Linked DNA regions of Homo sapiens: all the other regions are linked to region 1. Evidence: chromatin contacts called from ENCODE Hi-C or POLR2A ChIA-PET data. All regions are on one chromosome and are shown on one strand. Each heading gives the region's core, a stretch centred on a gene start or an enhancer-like site at or near the end of the contact. The rest is flanking DNA. Distances are from core to core; before and after follow the strand shown.

What was found. Hi-C counts contacts between places; a loop is a spot of excess contacts on that map. ChIA-PET counts read pairs that join two places held with the same protein, here RNA polymerase II (POLR2A). Pooled maps may share reads with other maps.
Region 2: a map of CD8-positive, alpha-beta T cell shows a loop between it and region 1 (8-fold over the local background). The contact joins the promoter of PHYH here to the promoter of CAMK1D in region 1. A Hi-C loop is called at or near these places in 3 of 168 maps with a recorded cell type or tissue (CD4-positive, alpha-beta T cell, CD8-positive, alpha-beta T cell and naive thymus-derived CD4-positive, alpha-beta T cell) and 7 of 50 pooled maps. POLR2A ChIA-PET finds 5 or more read pairs at or near these places in 2 of 52 experiments (CD4-positive, alpha-beta T cell and activated CD4-positive, alpha-beta T cell).
Region 3: a loop to region 1 is called in a map of CD8-positive, alpha-beta T cell, with 13 times the contacts of the local background. The contact joins the promoter of SEPHS1 here to the promoter of CAMK1D in region 1. A Hi-C loop is called at or near these places in 2 of 168 maps with a recorded cell type or tissue (CD8-positive, alpha-beta T cell and naive thymus-derived CD4-positive, alpha-beta T cell), 4 of 37 single-sample maps with no recorded cell type and 11 of 50 pooled maps.

The regions. Positions count from the first base shown.
Region 1 is chr10:12,347,344-12,351,859 of GRCh38, reverse strand. It overlaps CAMK1D (calcium/calmodulin dependent protein kinase ID), which reads right to left and starts at 2,313. Exons shown (of 11, transcript NM_153498.4): 1 at 1,950-2,313. The coding sequence starts at 2,041. RefSeq lists enhancers at 1,165-1,324, 1,499-1,998 and silencers at 2,035-2,124, 2,295-2,854, 2,895-3,154.
Region 2 is chr10:13,297,905-13,302,684 of GRCh38, reverse strand. It overlaps PHYH (phytanoyl-CoA 2-hydroxylase), which reads left to right and starts at 2,621. Exons shown (of 9, transcript NM_006214.4): 1 at 2,621-2,717; 2 at 4,440-4,498. The coding sequence starts at 2,643. It overlaps LOC124902377 (a long non-coding RNA gene), which reads right to left and starts at 2,496. Exons shown (of 2, transcript XR_007062056.1): 1 at 2,279-2,496; 2 at 1-631. RefSeq lists enhancers at 1-82, 273-562, 419-919, 2,295-2,434, 3,011-3,631 and a silencer at 2,615-3,034.
Region 3 is chr10:13,344,656-13,349,589 of GRCh38, reverse strand. It overlaps SEPHS1 (selenophosphate synthetase 1), which reads left to right and starts at 1,297. Exons shown (of 9, transcript NM_012247.5): 1 at 1,297-1,590; 2 at 4,562-4,832. The coding sequence starts at 4,640. RefSeq lists enhancers at 1-321, 322-1,112 and silencers at 1,182-1,401, 1,532-2,361.

The DNA of each region.
Region 1 (4,516 bases), core at 1,064-3,563:
AGGCAGAAGGCAATGCTTTAGGACCCTAAGAGAGACCCATTCCCAAAGCTCACAGGGAACATGGCTGGAGTCCAAGAGGCTGTTCTGCCAGAGAAGCGCTCTGGCACCAGAGGGCAAATCCCCATTTTTCCCCAAGGTGGAAACCACCCACAGTCATCTCCAAACACCATGCTCCAGCAGGAGCCACAGCTTGGAGCCTCAGCAGCCCCGCCACTGCAGAGGTGCAGCTGCACGAGTCAGTCAGGGGACAGGGCATCAGTCACCCGGAGGCTACAGGCAGGAAGCCAGTGTGGGGGGCTCGGGTGGGAACAAGCCACGGACAGGAAAGCATTCACACAGGGTGGGTCCCCATGCTCTCCCATCTCCTCATTGGCGGCCACAGTGCGGGTCCTGGATGACAAGCAAAGGCCATGCTTTCTTGTCTCTCAGTAACTTGAGCATCTCAGAATCACAACCCCAAACCCGAATAAACCTCAGTGGCAATTTTCAAAAGTTTTGACCCAAACTAACCCCTTACCTGGCTGCACTAAGAGGCAACCCCAAACCCCTATTTATTAAAAAGCTACATCTTTTTCTGTTTTCATTCCAACAAAGATAGCAAATAGGTGCCCTCCCTGAAAGGCAACAACCACAGCAGGGAGACCCCACTCTAGTCCTCAGCGTGCGCCTTCCCGGGAATCAGAAGCAGGACTGGGAAAGCCACCCTCACAACTTCTCTCCGGGGGACCCCCTGCAGATCTGCGTGGGGGTGAGGGGAAATGACTGAACAGCAGCAGACGCCGAGCCTGGAGGTGAAGACAAGCTGGGTAATGTGGTGCTGGAAAAAAGAAACCAAGCACAAAAACAAGCACACGGAAAAAAAGGAGGAAGGAAAGAAAGGGCACCCAACAACGCACTGATTTATCCCATGAAATAGCTCCCCTTTCTCTTCCCAGCCTAATCAACACCTCCATGAACCCCTGCAAAATGGGCATTTCTGACTGCACACCTGTGCGTGAATCCACACTGACAGATACTGATGCAGAGCAAATACTGATTGTGTGAGGGAAGGAAATAACTTGAACTTCAGACTCATTCGGCAGGTCCTGATTCTCTTTCACTATCAGCCTCCCCACCTATTCTGAGCCGCTCCGAAACAAAACAAACAAGACCCAACTCCTGGGCAGAAAGGGAACAGCAGCTGAGCTGAGCAGCACATGCTTGGAGCGTTCCTGCCATCGACTTCGGATTATTTCTGCTTTCTTGAGACACAGCCATCAGCATGGGACTCGATGCAGCCCGGAGAGAGCACCGCCCGCGCAGCGACGCGCACAGACCCTCCCTTGGAGACGCGCTCCCCGGCGCGTGCGGCCGAGCCCGCGTGAAATGCACAGACCCTCCGGTGAGGCTCTGCCCACGTGTGACCCTGAGCACTGCGAAGCCCTTCCCTTCCATCCTCGCGTGGCCACCCAAAGTCTTGCCTACACCTCGTACGTGCAGATGCCAATTCCATAGAAATACATGATGTAAGGACAGAAATGGGAACGACTGGAGGCTGATCTTCTCGTGACCACGTCTCGCCAACGCGGTGCGCCCATGCACACGGCGAGTAAACGCACACAGCCGGTAAACAGCCATCCCCACCATGCTCAGCCCACAGTCACGCGTGGGGAGAAGGCAGCGGAGAGGGCGGCGGTGGCAGGAGAAGTGGGAAGTCGCGCGCCCGCGTGGGCTGCTCCCTGACAGCCCGGCGCTGCCCCCTCCCCCTCCCGGGAACGGCGCCCACCCGGGGGTCGCAGGCCCACGCGTCGGGCGCGCTCGGGGGGGCTCCGCAGCGCCGAGAACGGGACAATGAGGACGCGGTGACAGGCTGGGTTTCTGCCGCGGTAGTGGCGGCGGCGGCAGCTGGAGCTGCCCGTGCAGCCCCTGCCGCGGCCACCTCCACCCTCGCCTCCCCGGTCCCCACTTACGTTCCGAGGGTCTCTTTGAACTCGAAGATCTTCTTGATGTCTTCAGCTTGCTTTTTCCAGGAGGAGCTGCTCTCGCCGTTCTCCCGGGCCATGGCCGACGAGCGCGGCGCGGAGGAGCGGCCGGGGGCGCGCTGGGGAGGGGGCGCCGGGGGCGCGGCGCGGGCGCAGAGGCGGCGGGGATGCCGGGCGGCTCGGGCTGCGGCGCAGCTTCCTCCTCTGCAGTTTCCTCTTTCGCTCTCGCCGCCGCCGCCGCGGCCGCGGTCCCTCCCTGGCTCTTATTTCTGCTGTTCTCGGGCACAGACTTCCTGCCGCCGCCGCGCGCCGGCTCCTTTGCCGCCGCCTGCCAGCCTCACTTTCTGCTACTTTCTTGCCTCCCTCCCGCTCCCTCCCTGCCGCCCGCCGCGCTCCCCCCCACCTCGCGCCTCCTCCCCCTCCTCCCCCTCCTCCCCCTCCCGCGGGCTCCCCGCCCTCTCCGTGCGCCCCGGCCGCTCCCCGCCTCCAGCGCGCCGCCTTCGGGGATGTCCCGCTCCCCTCCCAAGAGCGCCGGGCCACGGCCGTCGTGCCCCCTGGAGCCCCGGCGAGGGCGGGTACGGGCCCCCGGCAGGTGCGGGGCGCACGCGGGAGAGCCCCAGCCCCTCCGGGAGCTGGAAACGGAGCCCAGTCTGGGGGCGCCGGGGCTTTCCCGTCTCCGGCGGGAGGGGGCGCCTCTGCGTGGCTCGGAAGCGCCGGGCGGGCGGGGGTGCGCGGCGGCCGGATGCGGGGCGCCGAGGGCGGGGCGCCTTCCCGCGCTGTGGCCTGTGGCCCGGGGGACCCGAGGGGCAAGGCGTGGGGTGGGGGGGGTGGGGGCCGGTTGTTATGGCGACGGGCGGCGGCGGCGGCTGGGATGGAGGCGGAGGCGGGCGGGAGCTCATTCGCATTGCACCAAATCGGTTTCACGTCAGTTTCGGGACAGACCCGCGAGGAGCAAGCCGGGGAGCCTCTGGGCGGGTACGCGCAGGACGCGCCAGCAGCTGCCTCGTGGTCCCTTTGCGAGCAAAACTCCCGGGGGTGTTTGGCAGCCGCGCGGGCGCCCTGGTGCTGGGCTGGAGCGGCCGGCGGGCCTGGCCGGCCTGGTTGCCCTGGCTCACGCTTGGCCCCTTCTGGCATCTCCCTGTCTCCTCCCAGAGACTCAGTGGAAAGAAGTGATCGTCTGCCCCGCAGTCCCCTCGAAGGAGGAGCCCACCCGCGGCTGGCTTAGTAGGGTGTCCGGGTTGCGGGGCAGGCACCTGCTTTCCTATGGACTGCCAAAACTAACCCAGAGAATTCCCTCCGGACTCCCATCTCCCAGCTGTACTTTGGCCTGCCCGCCCCACTCCTGGTGTCCACCTGTCAGAGGGCAGCCCACGTGCTCCAGTTCCCTGGTCCCCAACCTGCAGGGGCGACCTCTTGATCGGAAAATTTTAGATTTCTTGGTATCAACACTTCGCCTCCCTCAGGGCCTCTCCTCGTAGTTGGGTAAACAGCTCTGTCTCTTGACTGGGGACACCTGTCCCATTTTCCCAGGACTGTTCCAATTTCACTGTAAAAGGAAAAAAAAAATCTGCTCCCTGAATAGGAAACTTCATCCAGCACCTTGTGCCTAGTTCTGACTCTGGCTGAAGTGGAGGCAGCCCAGCTGCTCTCCCTCAGCCCCTACTCTGACCCTAAAGAGGTCAGACGACACCCTGGCATCCCCATTCCTGGGACCTCCATGCTAGTTTCCATCTTTCAAAGACGGTTAGCTTAAGGTTTTCCAAACTGAGAAGAGCAAAGAGGGGATTTACTTGCCGGTTAGATGTAGAATAAATCCACAAACCCAATTTCCAACACGGATGGGTGAGAAGAATTACTAAGGAACCTCTCTTATACTTGAGGCACATTACCAAAGTTCAAGGCAAACAGCATCCCCTTCAATAAGAAACATTTGAAAAACTATCATGTATTTTACTTGTGCCAAAGGTTAGATAATACAAACAGTGGGAACCAGGGCATAAGTCAACTAAGATCCCAACTGTCGCTTTCTCATGCCTACAGTCAGCATCTTCTTGTCCTTTCTTTCTCCTTCCCTTCCTCCCACTGTGTTTCCTTCTCCTCTTTTCCTATTTGGTTCTCTGCTATGTTGCCCTTGCTGCCTGGCCTCAGGAACAGCCGCCAGAGCTCATGAAAACAATTCTCATTCTCAGCTATTATCCCCACAGCTGAAGAAGTGCTGATTCTCTACTACCCGGCCATAAAAAAGAATGAAATCATGTCTTTTGCAGCAACGCAGTTGGAACTGAAGGCCATTATCTTAGGTGAAATAACTCAGAAACAGAAAGTCAAATACCACATGTTCTCACTTAGAAGTGAGAGCTAAGGCTAGGCATGGTGGCTCACGCCTGTAATCCCAGCACTTTGGGAGGCCTAGGCCAGTGGATCACCTGAGGTCAGGAGTTCAAGACCAGCCTGGCCAACATGGTGAAACTCTATTAAAAATAAAAATTAGCCAGGCATGGTGGCACATGCCTGTAATCCCAGCTACTCAGGAGGCTGAGGCAGGAGAATCACTG
Region 2 (4,780 bases), core at 1,372-3,871, 950 kb before region 1:
GACCTCCTAATCTGCCTGCCTCGGCCTCCCAAAGTGCTGGGATTACAGGCGTGAGCCACCGCGCCCGGCCAAGGTCCGATTTTTTAATAAACAAGGGAAGGGTGATGAACTGAATTCACAGCTTCAGTTTTTTTTCTCCTGGCAGCAGTGCCCACATTTCACCAGGCGAGGGCAGAAAGGAGAGACCGCCTCGCCGGTCCACATCCAGAAAGGGGCGTTCCCAAGGGCAGAAAGAGGCCGACCCTCCACCTGCACCCGCCCCAGGCCCTGCGCTTGCGTTCAAACCGTGACAAACCGTAGAGTCCTTGAGAGCCCCGGGTTACTCCTACATGGTCATATTCCCGCGCGGGATGCCGAAGTGGGGCAGATGAGGTCCGGAGCTGCTGAGGGATCCCGGGTCCTTCTGTTGGTCTGAGACCCTGGGGCGGGCGGAATCCCGGAGAAAGCCGGAGGGACTCCCCAGTGGAAGCCTGGGAGCTGCCGTTCTCCTCCCTGCCTGTGCAAACAGGAAGGGGCTGGTGATGCTGGCTGCGGGCCTCCCTCCTGGACTGCGACATTGTCACCAAATTCTATAAAGACGTCATGCAGGAAGTGATAACGTGTGCTGCGACGTTCTGGAAGTAACTCGAAGCTAAAAAAGAACAAAAAATCAATGAAAAAATGAAACTAAAGAAACAATGAGATGCTATGTCAATATCCGTAGTTATGGAATGGAAAATAAATCTTACAAAGAGATGCTGGAGTTATCTAAGAAATTTACACCATACTGGCCTGTGTGCATCAGACTTTTCTGGAGGTCATTTATTTTATTCACTTTTTTTTTTTTTATGACCAACCGAACTTTCTAATATTTTGGGCTGGAGTCCCACTAAATGAAATACCCCTTTTGAATGGCACATATGACTTTTAGGGATGCATCTTAGCATTTTTATTTTTTTATTTTTATTTTCAAAACTTCATTGATGTTTTGGAGTTTTGTTTGTTTTTTGTTTTTGTGTTTTTTGGACATGGCCTCACTCTGTCGCCCAGGCTGGAGTGCAGAGGCACGATCTGGGCTCACTGCAACTTCAAACTCCCGGGCTCAGGTGATCCTCCTGCAGCAGGACGAGCCGCAGACAAAACTCAGACACCGGATTAAAGAAGGGCTGTATTAGGCCGGGAACTTCGGCAGACTTGCAACCGAGGTCCCTGAAAAAGAAATTCTTGGCCCTTTTAAGGGCTTGTAACTCTAAGGGTCTACGTGAAAGTTTAGTGAGAGATCGAGCAAGCGTGGGGAACATGACTGGGGGCTACAGGCAACAGCTAACAGAACAGAAAGTTTTGCAATGCTTCCTCATACAATGTCTGGAATTTTTATTTATTTAATTTATTGATTTATTTTTTATTTTTTTTGAGACGGAGTCTTGCTCTGTCGCCCAGGCTGGAGTGCGGTGGCGCCATCTCGCTCACTGCAAGGTCCGCCTCCTGGGTTTACACCGTTCTCCTGCCTCAGCCTCCTGAGTAGCTGGGACTACAGGCGCCCGCCACGACGCCCGGCTAATTTTTTTGTAGATCAGGTGTTCTCACTATGTTACCCAGGCTGCTTTCGATCTATAGCGATCCTGAGCTCAAGCGATCCTCCTGCCTCGGCCTCCCAAAGTGTTGGAGTTACGGGCGTGAGCCACCGCACCCGGCTAAAAACCTGTTTGTTTGTTTGTTTGTTTGTTTAGAGACGGAGTCTTGCCCTGTCACCCAGGCTGGAATGCAGTGGCGCCATCTCGCTGACTGCATCCTCCGCCTCCCGGTTGCAAGTGATTCTCTTGCCTCAGCCTCCCCAGTAGCTGGGATTACAGGCGTGCGCCACAACACTCAGCTAATTTTTGTATCTTTAGTAGAGACGGGTTTTCACCAAGTTGGCCAGGCTGGTCTCGAACTCCTGACCCCGTGATCCGCCTGCCTTGGCCTCCCAAAGTGCTGGGATTACAGGCGTGAGCCACCGCGCCCGGCAAACTTTTTGTTTAAATCGGAGATTTTATTCTTTCAGCTGTCAGTGGAAGGAGCAGTCACGTAGGGTTAAACAGATGGAAGCCATGACGTTAGGAGAGTGAGTGAGGTCCCAGCCCAGCCACTTGTCACTGTGTGACCTCGGCCTGGTCACTGGGCCCCCGAGCTTCGGTGCGGCAGGGAGGGTCCTGGTGATGGAACAGAAACAGGGTGCGGGGCAGGGGTAATGACTCACGCCTGTAGTCCCAGCACTTTGGGAGGTCGAGACGGGAGGCGGGGGGAGTTTGAGACCCACCTGGGCAACGTAGCGAGACCCCATCTCTACAAAAAATAAAAATTAGCCCAAGAGTTCAAGGCTGCAGTGAGCTATGATCGCGCACTGCACTCCAGCCTGGGCGACAGAGCAAGATCTTGTTTCTTTTTAAAAAGAAAGAAAATAAAGGACGGAAGGATCATGGTGTGGGGAGGACTTCAGCCCCGGGCGGTTGCCCGGCGCGCGGACTCTAGCGGACTAGGGCTCCCCAGCAGCCCGGCCCGCGAGCTGGCACCGCCCGGAATCCCGCTTACGTCCAGTCCGGGGCGGCGCCTGGAGGCGGAGCCGCCCGCTGGGCTAAATGGGGCAGAGGCCGGGAGGGGTGGGGGTTCCCCGCGCCGCAGCCATGGAGCAGCTTCGCGCCGCCGCCCGTCTGCAGATTGTTCTGGGCCACCTCGGCCGCCCCTCGGCCGGGGCTGTCGTATCCTTTGGGCTGCGCGGGGCTCGGGCTGGATCCGGCGCCGGCGCCGCCGCCTGAGTGGTGGCCCTGGTCCGGGTGGAGGCCTCGGGGTCGCACGCTTCGCAGCCCCAGCGCCTCCTCGCTCAGCGCCGCGTCCCCGCCTGGGTCGCGTCTCTTCCAGGAGCCGGGGAGCGGGGAAGAGGCTGCGTCCCCCGAGGACACGCGCGGCCGCCCTGGGGTCGGGGCAATTGCCGCGTTGCCCTGCCCTCCGGGATCCCTGGGGGCCTCTGCTCCTCTCTTTGTGGAGACGTCGTTTCACCGGCGGCGCGTGACCCCGGCAGCTGTCCAGAGACCCAGAGATGTCCAATCACAGGCGCACGGTGCACAGGCGCGCAGGGCTGCCTGGAACCGGCCCAGGCAGGCAGTGACCGGGACCTCTCCGGAGGGGAGAGGACGGTGCCCTCCCGGGCAGGAGCTGGCCAGGCAGGCGCTGCCCAGGGCGGCCTCCCTGCTGGACTACGGCATTGCCACTGAGTTATATAAAGACACTATTTGGGGAAGGACAGCGGGTGAGGACTGGCGCGGCGGCACACGCCTTGCCTGTTGTCTCGGCTCTTCTGGGGGCCAAGGCCAGGAGTCCAGGGTTACAGTGAGCCGTGATGGCCAGTGCGTTCCAAAAGAGAGAAACAGAGAGAAAGAAAGGATAACATGTTAATTGATGAGAGTGACATTCCGAAAGTAACCGATTAAGCTAAAGAAACAATGCAATTCTATGTCAACTCTCTGCAGTTACCGGATAGAAAGGAGATCTTTAAAAGGAATTTCTAGGGTTTTGCTTTTTTGGTTTTTTTTTTTTTTTGAAACAGGGCCTCACTCTGTCACCCAGGCTGGAGTGCAGTAGTGGTACGATCTCGGCTCACTCCTGGGCTCAAGAGATCCTTCCACCTCAGCCTCCTAAGTAGTTGGGACTACAGGGTTGCGCCACGATGCCAGGCGAATTTATGTTGTTGTTGTTATTGTTGTTATTATTATTATTATTATTATTATTATTATTATTATTATTATTTTTGAGACGGAGTCTTGCTCTGTGGTCAGGCTGGAGTGCAGTGCCGCACTCTGCAATGTCGGCCCACTGCAACCTCCGCCTCCCAGGTTCAAGCCATTCCCCTGCCTCAGCCTCCCAAGTGTAATTTGTATTATTATTATTAGTAGTAGTAGTAGTAGCAGTAGTAGTAGTAGTAGTAGTAGTAGTAGTAGTAGTAGTAGTAGTGGTGGTAGTTTTTTTTCTGAGATGGAGTCTCTCTCTGTTGCCCAGGCTGGAATGCAGTGGCCTGATCTCAGCTCACTGCAATCTCCACCTCCCAGGTTCAAGCAATTCTCCTGTCTTAGCCTCTCCAGTAGCTGGGATTACAAATGAACGCCACCACGCCTGGCTAATTTTTGTATTTTTAGTAGAGATGGGGTTTCACCATATTGGTCAGGCTGGTCTCGAAATCCCGACCTCAGGTGATCCATCCGCCTCGGCCTCCCAAAGTGCTAGGATTACAAACGTGAGCCACCGCCCCCGGCCTAATTTGTATTTTTAGTAGAGATGGGGTTTCACCATGTTGGCCAGGCTGGTCTCGAACTCCTGAGCTCAAGTAATCCTCCTGCCTCAGCCTCCCAAAGTGCTGGAATTACAGGCATGAGCCACCGTGCCTGGCCTTCTATATTTTACTTTATTTGCCTTAATTCACATCCTAGGTAGCTCATCCCACTTCAGGGACTATTTCCTCTGCCAGTTTCCATCCTCAACAATTCCAGTAAGTAGTTTGAGTTTTGATTTTGAAATATATTATGTATATAAAAGTTTCTTGAGTGGTAATGAAGATATACCACATAATATGTTACCTGATTAGAATTTTATTATACAAATCCTCTGTTTCCAGGACTTATTCTAATTAGTGCACTTGTGGAAAATTTTGGAGACCGACTAATTTTCTGTATGTATTTTAAGATTCAGAAAGAAGGAAAAATACCAGAAAATACATAATCCGACATTTATTTATTTATTTTTAATAGAGACGGGCCCTTCCTATGTTGCC
Region 3 (4,934 bases), core at 48-2,547, 1.0 Mb before region 1:
CAGTTCAAGTACATCTCCGGGCTTGACTAGTACAATACCCTCTTAATGAGAACCGTGACCCTGTCTTCCCCTCTGGGAGAAGCCATCCTCCAGTGGCAGGCGCCTGTAATCCCAGCTACTGGGGAGGCTGAGGCAGGAGAATCACCTGAACCCAGGAGGCGGAGGTTGCAGTGAGCCGAGATCGCGCCACTGCACTCCAGCCTGGCGACAGAGTGGGACTCCGTCTCAAAATAAATAAATAAATAAATATAAAATAAAAGAATGCAGACTAACACGTTCTTTGCAAACTTACTACAGGGTATGAAGAAAGTACACAAAGACAGGAGCAGCCTGTCTTCGAGGTGGCATCACTTCTGCATCCAGCCCAGGATTAAAACCCGGAGCAACTGGCAAGCGGAAATGTTAACGAAAAGGGCATCTGCGTAGCGTGCCAACCTGCCGTGCCACGTAAAGCACGGTCCAGTGACCCAAAACATTTCTGCTCCCAAATAACATTTGGAAAATGCTGACCTACTGCCTAGAAAAGTTCGATCGGCATTCCTGCACACTGCTGTTTTAGAGAGAAGCCCTAAACGATATCTGAAAGTATTTGGTTTATTTTCATCAGCAATGCTTTAGAATCTCGAAAGCCCAGAAAAAAGTTATTTCACGACGTGAAGCTCCCCCCTCGATGTCAATTCGAACACATCCAGGGTTGCGGCTGCCATGTTCGCTCGAACATGTGCAGGACAAACAATGCAACCAGCGGGGAACCGTAAACCTTTTTCCTCGACTTCCTACCACGCACATGAAGTGTTCAAGAAACTTTGCAGGACGTCTCCACATTTCACGAGGCTCCCGTGAACTCCGGAGCCGAGCTAAACAATAGGAAGGACAGATGCTGGGAGTCCCCAAGCATCTAACGCGCCGTTTGTGTTTTCAAAAAACCTCTGCCTGGCGCCCAGGCGGCTTTTCCTGGGCTCCTAGCCTCCTGTGCAAATTGTTCCCATGGTCATTGTCTTCCAGGACGCTCCGCTGCGCACTCGGGGAGCGGGGACAGCGCCCCGCAGAGCGCCGCGCGGTCGAGCCCGGCCAGGTGGCGGAAACGTTCCCGGCCCTTGCAGCGGGGCCCGGGAAAAAGGTGGCCCGGGCGCCAAGGGCGGCTGCCAATGCAACTCGCAACTTTTGAAATCAATCCTTTTTTGCATCATGCAACGGATGCCACCGCTCCTCGGGTTTGCAACCCCCCACCCCTCCCCCGAGACCAATCATTGCCGCGCTCGGGGCTGCACGGCGCCCCCGCCCCCTTCCCGGGCCGCACGCCGCCACCCAGCAGCCAGGGCCGCCTCTTAAAGGGAGGTGGCCGGCCTTAAAGGACCCCCGCGCGCCCAGCCGGCGGGAGCGCGGCGGCCCGGCTCCCGCAGGGCCGCGCCGAGGCAGGCGAGCCCCCGCGGCGCCCAGGCGCGGGCCCGGGCCCCCGCCGCCGCCGCCGCCGCCGGGCGCGGCATTTTTATTCAGGCGACGCTTAAGGGAGCCCGGCCGCGCCCGGTGCATTGTGGGAGCGGCCCGCGGCCCGTTTTCGGGAGGAGGCGGAGGGCGCAAAGCGAGCCGGTAAGCGGCGGGCCCGGCGCGGGGGGGAGGCGCAGGCTTAAAGGGGAATCTGGGTCCGCAGGCCCGCGGCGGCCGTTGCAAATCCCCCTCCGGGCCGCCCGGGACCGCCGGGGAGCCGCGCGCCGCCGGCCCCGCCAGCCCTGCCTGGAGAGGGGCAGCGCCGGGCTTGGTGGGGCCGCTTTAAAAAAGAAGCGCCGCCCGCGCCGCCGCCGCCGCCGCGCGGGGCCGGGGAAGGAGGGAGGGAGGGCGGGGAGGAGCGGAGGGGAGGGCGGCGGCGGCCACGCAGGGGTTAATTTTTTCGCCCGCCGACATTTTTGCGCGGCGGCGGCGGCGGCCCGTGCGCGCGGCGGGAGCGGCCGGCCTGGGGTCGCGGGGTGCCTCCGGGGCCTCCCCGCCTCCCCTTTTCTCCGCGCGGGCCCTGTCGACCCGGGGCGGGTGCGTCCCGGCGTCCTCCCCGGCTCCTGGGCCGCACGCGCGGTGCCCGCCGGCTCCCGCCGCCTCCCGCCGGCCCGAACAGGGATGGCCCGGCCGGGGCCCCGAGCTGCCGCCTCCGCCCCGCCGCCGGCCCGCAGCCCGGGCCTGCTGGGCCTTCCGAGGCGGCGGCGAGGGCCTGAGCCTGAGCCTGAGCCCGAAGGTGTCCCCGGGTTCCTTGCTCCCCTCCCCGGCCGCCTCCGACGCGGGCGTCCTGGAGAGCGCGCCCCATTGTGCGGGGCCGGCGGGGAGGTAGGTCCGGGGTTGGCGGGGCAGCGCGCCGGGCCCACCCCGCTGACCGGCTCCCCGGCTCCCCACGCTCGTTGGAAGAAAAAAAAAAACCAAACCATGGAAATGTGCCCGGGAAGGAAAGGGCTAAACGTTGCTTTAAATATTCATGCCATTGTTTTAAAGGCGTAAACATGTGGCTGCGGGGTCGCCGGGCACCGTCCCTTATTAATGCAAATGGATCCCCCTGGTTCCCTAATCACTGCACATTTCCCCCAGAACCCCCTCCCCCTTCCCATGCCCTCCAAAAATGTAAGAATCTAGTACTTTTTTCATTAGGATGTGAGGCTGATTTGTGTCCTTAGTACCATTTGGAATTTTAAATCTGAGCGCCTTCCTGATACAAGGTGTTTTAAACTTTTTTCCACCCTTAAAACTCTTGAGAAGATAGTAATTTAAAAGGAAGTGATAGCCACACAATTCCCCTCCCCACCTTTTTGGGAGCCAGGAGAGGAATAGATAGGAGGTAGGAAAATAACTGGATGCCTCGTGAGTTGGATTTTTTCTTTTTCTTTTTTTTTTCCTGGTAGGGGTGAGGCTGTGTTAAATGCGAGGTGTTTTTTGAGGAAAGGACTTTGTTGTTTTTGTTGAAAACGCCTTCCAAGTCAAAGTGGTATTCAAACTTTCCCATAACTCTAAGATGGCTTCAAAATTCTCGTCTCTTGTCACTTGCGGCCAGCGCCTGCTCTTTTTGGGCAGGGAGACTTCTTGGAATCGTGTTCGAAGGCTGACTCCTGCTCAGTTGTTACGTTTCCCACCGAAATCATTGCTCATCCCAAACCGTGTTTTTGTGAAGACGGTTTGGATTACTGCCCAAACTCGGGCTTCGTGAGATTTATATGAGCGATGTGCGTCCCAAGGGATGGAAAACTCTATAAATGGGAATTATGTTCTTAATCATAAATTTTATAGGGGAAACCGACCTTAAAACTTGGGGTGTTTGTAATTCTAGTCCCAATAAAGTATCAGTCTGGAGGTTTGTAAACTCGAGGAACACATGTTGTTTTTTCCTTTAGCCCCAAAGGCTAAAAAACGTAGGAGTGCTTGTTCCAGAAACCTAACGGTGGTACACAGGGCCGAAATGCTGCTGATTTAGTATGGCTTAATTTATTGTTTCGGTTCTGCAATGAAATGTTAATGAGGAGTAGCATATTTTGTCAATGATGTGTGTACTAGTTTGTTGGGCTGGATGTTTTGCTTTCTAGGAAATAGCACTGCGTGAAAACATCAGAGAACTTTCCAGGCTTTCGCCTGAAGAACACAGACCTTACTGTGTTAAACTGCCACTGTAGTTTTTAAGTTGTGCCCTTTAGAGAGGACTCCTATTAGTTTTGGATTGCATTGTGTATTTTTTTATTTTTTATTTGAGACGGAGTCTCACTCTCGCCCAGGCTGGAGTGCAGTGGCTCGATCTCGGCTCACTGCAACCTCCGCCTCCCAGGTTCAAGCGATTCTCTTGCCTCAGCCTCCCAAGTAGCTGGGATTACAGGTGCGCACCACCACGCCCAGCTAATTTTTGTATTTTTAGTAGAGACGGGGTTTCGCCATGTTGGCCAGGCTTGTGTCCTGACTTCAGGTGATCCACCCGCGTTGGCCTCCCAAAGTGCCGAGATTGTAGGCATGAGCCACCACGCCCATCCTTGTGTTGTATATTCTTTGGGCTCAGAGGGAAAACGTGTTTTTCTAAAATAAGGATTTAGCATCGTGAAGAATTTTGTCCAATGCATTTACATTAATGCCCTTTTCTGACAAGTTTGTATCGGGCGTTTCATTCTTCTGTGTGATAAAGCAAAAGATATCAAAAGATTTTGCGGAAAAGTCACCTTAGCGAGGACCGCCGCTTTCTGAACCACAGTGCTTCCAGGTTGACACATGAAGTGCCCAGAGGTGCTGTTCTAATGCTGAGTCCTAGAAGAACCTTTGGGATTTGCTGTTCAAGGTGGCACGGTGTCATGTGAACCTGCAGGCTGGCCCTCTTGCCACAGTTAAAACCACAGTCCAGATGTCAGATTTTACATAGATGTCTGTGCTGACGCAGTCCCGTTATGAAAAGATCTATTTTGTCATATGCACTGCTGTGGTGAATATAAGTGGTCTTGATGATTTCAGCCCTTGTCACATTGACTTTTCGCTGTCATGTATTCACTTGATTCGCTGGCAGGTCCCAGTGGGAATTCTTTTCATGGCATCTTTGTGTTTTGGTGACACCCAGGTGGATCCATAAAGAACCCAGCCAACCCGCAGAGGGAGGGGAGGGGCTGAGCTGTGAGGAGAGCGGGGCCCAAGAACCATGTCTACGCGGGAGTCCTTTAACCCGGAAAGTTACGAATTGGACAAAAGCTTCCGGCTAACCAGATTCACTGAACTGAAGGGCACAGGCTGCAAAGTGCCCCAAGATGTCCTGCAAAAATTGCTGGAATCTTTACAGGAGAACCACTTCCAAGAAGATGAGCAGTTTCTGGGAGCCGTTATGCCAAGGCTTGGTAGGTAACCCAGTGTTTCTTTGATGGTCTGCGATCCAATCAGTGAGTCAAAAACTGGATTTCTCGCCTCCCATGTTGCCTATTTATTTTTTATTATTACTT